3 separate regions of the Homo sapiens genome follow, and all the other regions are linked to region 1. The links are chromatin contacts, found by Hi-C or POLR2A ChIA-PET in ENCODE. All regions are on one chromosome and are shown on one strand. Each heading gives the region's core, a stretch centred on a gene start or an enhancer-like site at or near the end of the contact. The rest is flanking DNA. Distances are from core to core; before and after follow the strand shown.

Region 1 (2,736 bases), core at 122-2,621:
ACTGAGGAGTTCTTTGACTCCTTCTCACATCATGGAGATATTGTTATGTTTATGAGATACCATTAATCCCCTCTCTATGTCAGCCTTTCCCCTTGGCTTAAAGTGAGCCTTCCTCTCTGCCTGTTCTAAATGGGAACGATGCCTCTGTTGGCTAATTTGCAATAGACCCTGTGATCAGGCAGTTCTCTCCCACACAGTAGTTGAACCAGTCTTTGTGGGTGAGTAATTGAGGTGTCTGGAGTCTGTACAATTATAGCTTAGAGGATGTCATGCATCATGCCTCTCACGGAGTTTCTTCCCCAAGGCAGTGGGGATAATTGTGCACTTGATCCCTTGTTCCAGGAACATCCAAACTGAGGCATCAATTCTTGCAGTCTAATGCTCCATTGTATCCAGGTGAACCTGAGCACGTTTGCTACCTTTGTCACCCAGAAAGCTCCTATGCCTTCCAGTTGGTCTTCTTAACTGCCACAATTCAGTCTCACCAATACCCTAAATTGCAACTCTGCACACTCCTCCCCATGCTCTGATCCATCTATTGACTCCACAGACTCTTTATCTGTCCACCTCACGTACTGTGCTCCTATAAGATCAAGTTGCTGGCAGTTCCCCATACGCTCTAGGGCTCTAGGTTTCCACGCCTTTATTTACAATCCTGCCTCCTCCTGGGATTCTCCTCTTTACCTGTCATCATCAGGCCAGGTCTTACTCATCTTTCAGGTATGAATTCAGACATGATACTCTCCAGGAAGCTTTTCTTAAACTCCTGGGTTAATCCCCAGGCACCCTGGGCATTATTCCACATTAACACTAATCTCGAGATTATGCACCCATCTTCTTGTGAAATTTTCTTGGGCAGCGACCTTGTCTTATTTGTTCCTGAGTACCTAGCACCTGACCCAGTGCCTGATGCTTAGTAGAGACTCACAGAGTGTTTGTTGAACTGACCTGGTTTTGATTCCCATGGTAATACATTCTGATCAGATCCTTGTCAACAAGTCTGTCCCTTTCGTTTGCACAGCCCTTGACCTTATCATGAGGGGAAGTCATCAGAGTATGGAGTTGAGGCTTGAGATGATCCATAACTTCCCCTGGAACCCAGATCCAGTGCTGAGCACAGCAAAGGGAGACTCACCTCTGGGCCTTGGGAGAACGTGAGCGAGATGTTAGAACTTTGCTTCCTCTGGTCCCTGGTCATTGATAGATGGTTTCCTCTTGCCCTGTTTGTATGCTCTGCGGTCTCCTGTGCCTTGTTGCCATCCAGGGCATGGGGGGTGAGCTGGCTGCTGCCCTTCAGAGGCTCCAGCAGGCTTGGTAAACAGCCTTGTAGTGTGGGCTGTGGCCAAAGTCTTCCCCAGACTGTGCCTGAGTGAGGAAGGGCAACAGAGGCCCTTTGTCTCCCAGGTTCTTTCCACCTCCCCTCCCCTTCCTGCCATTTGCTTCCCAGCTGAGGGAAAGTGCAGGATGCGGGGGCACCCAGAAAGTTGCCCTGGGCAATTGGTGTACTGCCCTCCTTAGGAAGGGGACAGCAGATAGCTTCTGAGTGTGAGCAGCCACTCACATACACCACACACCCGTCACATACACACACATCGCATACACCACACGTTACATACACCACACACACCCAATATATACCACACACCACATACACATGCATCACATACATCACACATGTTACATACACCACACACCACATGCACACCCAATGTACACCACACACACTATATAAACACACATTGCATACACCACACGTTACATACACCACACACCACACACACACCCAATATATACCACATACCATACACACACATCACATACACCACACATGTTACATACACCACACACCACACACATACCCAATGTACACCATGCACACCACATACACACACATCACATACACCACACATGTAACATACACCACACATGCTATGCACACATCCTATATATACCACACACACCACATACACAGACATTGCATACACCACACGTTGCATGCACCACACACCACACACACCACAAACACCACACATACACCCAATGTACACCAAACCCACCACATACATACACATTGCATACACTACACATTACATACACCACACACCACACACATCCAATGTATACCACACACACCACATACACACACATCATATACACCACACATTACATACACCACACACCACACACACACCAAATATATACCACACACATCACATACACACACATTGCATACACCACACACGTTGCATACACCACACATGCCACACACATAATCACACATTGCCTACACCACACATGTTGCATATAACACACGTACCACACACACCTCATACATCAGACATGTAACACGTACTGCATGCCACGCATACCCCAATATGCACCACACACACCACATATACACACATACACACATTACATACACTACACATATACCACACATTGCATACACCACACATGTTACGTACACCACACATCACACACACACCCAATGTACGCCACATCATACACACACATTACGTATACCACACATGCCACACACACCCAATATACACCACACATATCACATACACCACACATGTTACATATACCACACACCACATACCCCACACAGCACACACACATCACATGCACCACACGACACACACACTCCTAATATACACTACACACACCACATACAAACCACATATACAAACACCATGTACACACGTTACCTACACACGTTACATACACAACACA
Region 2 (2,736 bases), core at 87-2,586, 42 kb after region 1:
TAAGACTCATGGTTCTTAGTATTTTCGTGACTAAAGGGATCCAATTTTGGTATCTAATATTAATGAAACGCTCATGTAGTGTGTCCCCACATGGGTACTTCTGGAAAAGTCTACACTGTGAACTGGACTTCACCAAAGTGAGCAGGAAGGGAAATCCCGACACGCCCTGATGCTCTTGTCTCTAAAGGCATTTTGAGTGGAGAGAAGTGGGGGAGAGGGGAAGAAGCGGGTAGGAGGGGAGGAGGAGGATGGGGAGGAAGAGGATGCGGAGGAAACAGCAGCAGTATCAGGTAGAGGTACAACTCTTACTAAGTTGCCCTGCTCCCCAGAAGAGGGAAACCAAGCATGATGATCAAGTCTGGAAAACACTTCCTTTGAACTCCTACCCCTCAGAAACTACTTCCCTATTCCCCAAACCAAATTTCTGCTAATTCATCATGAACCAAGAACGTATGCAGGATAGGGAGGAGTGGAGGCCATAGGACACGGGCACCGCAGAATGGAACCTCATAGCCGCCGGTTCCACCGTCCCTTTCTTGGACCAGAAGGAACAGGACCTAGATTTCTGGATCCCCCATTGTCCAATCACAGGTTCCCACCGCACCCAATGGCCCCCTCCCGTCGCGGTCCTAGAAAATCCCGAGCCACTGGTCCCGGTCAGGCCCGGCGGGCCAGGGGCGGGGCGCCAGGAAGAGCTGCGCACCCAGGACTTGCGGTCTCTCCTTACCCGCGAGGGTAGGCCGGACCCCACCCCCGGAAGCCCGCCCTGATCTCACCTGCCAGGTGGGCATCCCGAGGGTGCGCGGCCTCCCAGCCCCTCCCCGGCCCCGCAGCCTGGCGGGGGAACCCCAGGCGCTCGCCTGCGCTTACCGGCCGGGGGCTCCCGCAGGCTGAGGCGCACGTTCAGGTACTCCACCTCCGAGAAGACAGCCAGGGCCGCGGTGCTGGCCGAGGCGCGGGGGCAGGTGCTCGGGCCCCAGGCGGCGGTGGCGCGCCCCTGGGCCTCCAGGCGCAGCGCGCGCAGGGCCACCGGCTCGGACGCCTCCAGCAGCACGTGCCCGGCCACTGTCTCGCCGCTGGAATAGCAGCCCTTGCGCTCGTCCTCGAACACCAGACCCAGGCTCTTCACGCGGCCCTCGGCACCCACGGCCGCCGCGCACCCAGCCTCCCCGCCCATCCCGCCGGGCGACTCTTTCCTGCCCCTGAGGTCGGCAGAGGCCCGGAGCCGGGGTCGCGAGCACAGCGGCGCCGCTGTCACAGGCGCTCGCGGCAGGGTAAGGCCGCCGCGGCAGCCGTGCGGTACCCGATGGGGCACCGGCTCGCCGAGAGGCCTGTCGCTTTAACAAACCCAGTTGGGCCTGGAAAAGGGCCGGGACAGCCCACCCCCGGCGGGCGGCCATTGGTCAGCTGCGAGCCCTGCTTCTTGCTGATTTGTTGTAGATGGTCACTGAGTCATTTCATTGGCGCTCCCACGCGTGGGTGGGCGCAGGAAGGCCGTGCGTGATCAGGGAGTGTTGGCCAATCGGGAGGCTCCGGCGTGCACGTGCACAGGCCGTTTACTGGCTGAGGCCAGGCACAGTCCTGGAGCCCTGGCCAATAGTGAGGCGGTGCGCCCATGTGGACAGACAGTGGGAAACAGTATCTGTCAGGGAGGGGGCGGAACAGGGTTATCTCCGGCTCTCAGCGTGTCAGCCGTTCCCATAGTTACGAACGGGGGCGGGGTTTCTAGCAGCGTAAGGACTTTGCAGGAGCCACTGGGTTCTCGCTAAAGCATGAAGTTGTGGCTGTAACTGGCTTGTGTTTATGATTACATCTGCAATACTCGAGGGGAAATAGATGCTCTGGGAAACGGAACTCGGCAATATTTCCTTTTGAGATCTTGGGGGCCGGCCGCATCGGGACTTTAATGAATGACTTGGAATCTTCTAACCTCCAGGTTTTTGATCACCGCCTCTCCCAGGTTTCAGAATTCCCAGCCCATGTAAGAGCCATAGATAAGAAAAATGAGGGTTGTGGTTTTAAACCTGATACATCCCCTAAGGAGTTCTCCTCCTAAGCTCCGCAGTGTCGCTGTTAGGAATAGCTGGAACTCTGATTCTTCCTGCTGTAAATAAGATCATGAATCACATTGTTTTTGAACAACATCTGTCACTCAAGTTTCTGCCCCACCCGAAAGTTTCCTGACATCATTGTCATATCCACAGAAATTTCCAATTGCCTTGATGACTTGTTCCTCACGCCCAAGTTTCCTCCGGCTTGTCCTGCTACATTTTCCTTTTCAACCTTCCATTTTTTCTCTGTTCTGTTTTTTACCATCTTGCATAGCTGTCATTAGCTGGTCATCATTTTCTTAACTTTTAAGTTGTCCCCTTATCGACATGCCACGTTTGTGAGCTGTTATGTATTGATTAATCTCACAATGAAATTTAGCAATTTTCCTAAAAAAAAAACCTCAAAGTAAAGGTTGCTCTACTACCCTCGTTGAGTTTAGATTATTAATGTGGAGATTTAGTAAAGTTTTATAAGTTCAAAATTTCCTTATTACCTCTCAGAGAAAGTGGAAAAGTCACAAATTAGGCTCTGTGTAAAGTTCAGAAATAGTTGCTATTCTCTGACCATTTCGTCTAGAATAGCTCCCTACATGATCTTACTCTGCCTACTTTTTTTTTTATATAACACAACGTGACCTTACGTGTTTATCTATGTATTATCCATCCCACTCATTTGAAACACAGA
Region 3 (2,736 bases), core at 127-2,626, 33 kb before region 1:
AGTATGCAGTTTTTAGAGTTCTTTGGTAGGGAGTCCCCAGATAAACAGATTTAAAAAACACTGTTTTAGGAATTATAGTTTCTCGTAGAAATTTAATTTTTCATCATATTGCTATGCACACTTGTGCCTTTGATTTATTATTTCATGGCTTCACGTCTGGCCTACACAGTTAAGAGTCTTTGAGGTCTGTGAATTGCCAGTTGCGCAGTGTTTATCAAGCATCTGCTCTGTGTTCAGAATAGTAGAGGACCAAATACGGGACGCAGATTTTCCCATTGAAGAACATTTATTTTATTTAAGGAAAGATGAAAAATAAAAGCAAACCAACAGTAAAGTCCATGTTTAAAAGACAGGTGGACACCTTGTGTTTGAAGATCATTTATCCTCTACTTTAGCTGAAGAATGAACAAAAGCCAGTAAATAATAAAAAAAAAATTCTGACCAAACCAGATTGAACGTATAGACAAAAACCCATAGGTGAAAACATTAACACGCAAAACCTTAAAGATTTATTCAGAACTTATTTACTTATCCATTAAAACAATATTAAGGAGTTGTTTCTCTGTTGTCACAATTAAGATAATATCAAAAGTGAAGAATTATAAAGGAGGTCAGAAATTAACACTTTCCCTCTGTAGGTGGTGTTATGGGCTGTATGCTTGCAGCCCCCAAAATGCATATGATGAAGCCCTACCCTGCAGAGGAGGTGGGTCCTTTAGAAGGTGATTAGGTTTGGATGAGTTTGTGAGACTGGAGCCACCATAATGAAATCAGTGTCTTTATAAGAAGAGAAAGAGTAAAGCTCACTGTCTCCACCAGCGATCGCTCAAAAGACATAAGATTTGTCCATACATTGACCTTGGACTTCCTAGACCCCCTGAATTTCTAGAAAAAAATTTCTGTTGTTTAATCTGCCTGGCCTATGGTATCTTGTCATAGCAGCTCCATCTGACTGAAACAGAACATGAAATGTCTTCTTAACAGTGAAGGAGGAGATGAACGCAGAAAAGACATGAAAGGCAAGGGGTTTTGGCCTGCATGGTATAAGATTGTACACCACATTAGCATCGCTTAGAGTGGAGAAGAATTAATTATAATTAGTATTCATCAAAATAAATGCACTAGATTTAATTTGCTTACCAAGGCAAGAAAGTGTAAAATAACTTTTAAAATATTTCTCTTGAATTTTTTAAAATTTGAAATTAAATTTAAAATTAAACATAGATTAGCTTTTAACTAGAAAATTCTTGTAATGGAACTACTCATTTCTGCATGATCAGCAGGCTCTGTTGCATGTGAATCAGAGGTAAACAATGTGGTTTGGACTAAAGGTTCTCTCTCCTCACCTGGCCTAGGCCTGCCCAAGCAGTCAGTTTTGCACCGTCTTGCAAGGTAACTGGAAATCATGCATAGAAAGCAGCTTACTGCTGTCTAGAATGACTGAGTAAAGAAAGTGGGCTTCTCTTGACCCAACATGAGGTTATGTAGTTTGTGTTCACGCACAGGGAACCAGGCAGAAGCTCTGAGCTCAAAGCTCAGTCTGCTGGCAGTTTGTGCCTTGATTTCTGTGATTGATAATGAGGTCACTGTCCTTTAGCAATAGCCCAGGGGCAGACAAGATCATTTAGCTCAGAGATTCAAAGCACAAGAGATTTTTCAGAGAGGCAAGGAAGTAGGGGGATGAGCGGCTCTGAAGTTTCATTTTTTAAAAAAATCACCTTTAAAAAGTGGTATATGTCAGGCACCTGGCACGGTGGCTTATGCCTATAATCCCAGCACTTTGGGAGGCTGAAGTGGGTAGATCACCTAAACTCAACAGTTTGAGACTAGCCTGGGCAAAATGGCAAAACTCTGACTACAAAAATAAAAATTTGCCAGGCGTGGTGGCCTGCACTGGTAGTCCCGGCTACTCCAGAGGGCGAGGCAGGAGAACTGCTTGAACCTGGGAGGCAGAGGTTACAGTGAGCCGACATCGGGCCACTGCACTCCAGCCTGGGTGGCAGAGCAAGACTCTGTCTTGGGAAAAAAACAAAACAAAACAAAACTGGTATATGTCACAATAGTTCATAACTTGAAGGTAAAAAAAAAAAAAAAAGAAAATGGTATATAATCTGATCATTAAAAATCAAGTAAAATTAGCAAAAATCATATGTAATGATAAGCACTTGACATTTTGATGTGTGGCTCTTACCAGTCTTTTGTTTTCTTTATGTATATTATAACTACATAGCTACTTATGTATGCCTGTGTCTGCACGTGTGCATACTTGTGTGTGTGCATGCATGTTTGCACATGTGCCTGCATGTGTGTGTAGGATTCGTATTGTAAACTTTTTTTTGTTTAGCAATACATCATGAACATTGTTCTATGCCATTAAATATTCTTCCATATCATAGCTTTGAGTGGTACATAGCATTACGATGTAATTATGTATCGGGATTTACTTAACCCATCCCTTTTTACTGAACACTTGGTTGGTTCGTTTTTCATTTTGTTTTAGTTTTGTTGCTATGATAAACACCTTAATCATAAAAAAATGCATGCTAATGGATGAGTGGTAGTTTTATTCTTGTTCCTTCTCATGTCTGTCCAGACGTTTGCAGAGTGAATTGTCTTTGATCATTTGTGGATTGAAGTTTCTTATTCTGGTGATCCCCAGAGGATGGCCTGTCCCATCCCTTCTTTTCTATTAGGGTTGGTGGTAAAGGGAACTTGAGGAGAGTTAAGAAGTGAGAC

The links. A loop is a pair of places that touch in the nucleus more often than their neighbours do. ChIA-PET counts read pairs that join two places held with the same protein, here RNA polymerase II (POLR2A). Pooled maps may share reads with other maps.
Region 2: a map of HepG2 shows a loop between it and region 1 (5-fold over the local background). The contact joins the promoter of ARRDC4 here to the promoter of LINC02251 in region 1. A Hi-C loop is called at or near these places in 10 of 168 maps with a recorded cell type or tissue (Calu3, GM12878, HepG2 and 7 more), 1 of 37 single-sample maps with no recorded cell type and 12 of 50 pooled maps. POLR2A ChIA-PET finds 5 or more read pairs at or near these places in 3 of 52 experiments (H1, HEK293 and MCF 10A).
Region 3: a map of mammary epithelial cell shows a loop between it and region 1 (3-fold over the local background). The contact joins the enhancer-like site here to the promoter of LINC02251 in region 1. A Hi-C loop is called at or near these places in 4 of 168 maps with a recorded cell type or tissue (Caco-2, MCF 10A, endothelial cell of umbilical vein and 1 more) and 1 of 50 pooled maps. POLR2A ChIA-PET finds 5 or more read pairs at or near these places in 2 of 52 experiments (MCF 10A and OCI-LY7).

What each region holds. Positions count from the first base shown.
Region 1 is chr15:98,001,673-98,004,408 of GRCh38, reverse strand. LINC02251 (long intergenic non-protein coding RNA 2251) reads right to left here and starts at 1,371. Exons shown (of 2, transcript NR_146565.1): 1 at 1,136-1,371. All of the region lies in intron 1 of LOC105371009 (a long non-coding RNA gene), which reads left to right. RefSeq lists an enhancer at 1-342.
Region 2 is chr15:97,959,303-97,962,038 of GRCh38, reverse strand. It overlaps ARRDC4 (arrestin domain containing 4), which reads right to left and starts at 1,336. Exons shown (of 8, transcript NM_183376.3): 1 at 871-1,336. The coding sequence starts at 1,177.
Region 3 is chr15:98,034,476-98,037,211 of GRCh38, reverse strand. No RefSeq gene overlaps it. Among named protein-coding and RNA genes, the nearest start is that of LINC02251, 33 kb to the right of the region's middle. Within about 2 kb of position 1,376, at least 3 of the 41 ENCODE cell types and tissues checked have a DNase peak (open chromatin) inside an H3K27ac peak, as active enhancers do; they include mammary epithelial cell, where a contact is called at or near this core.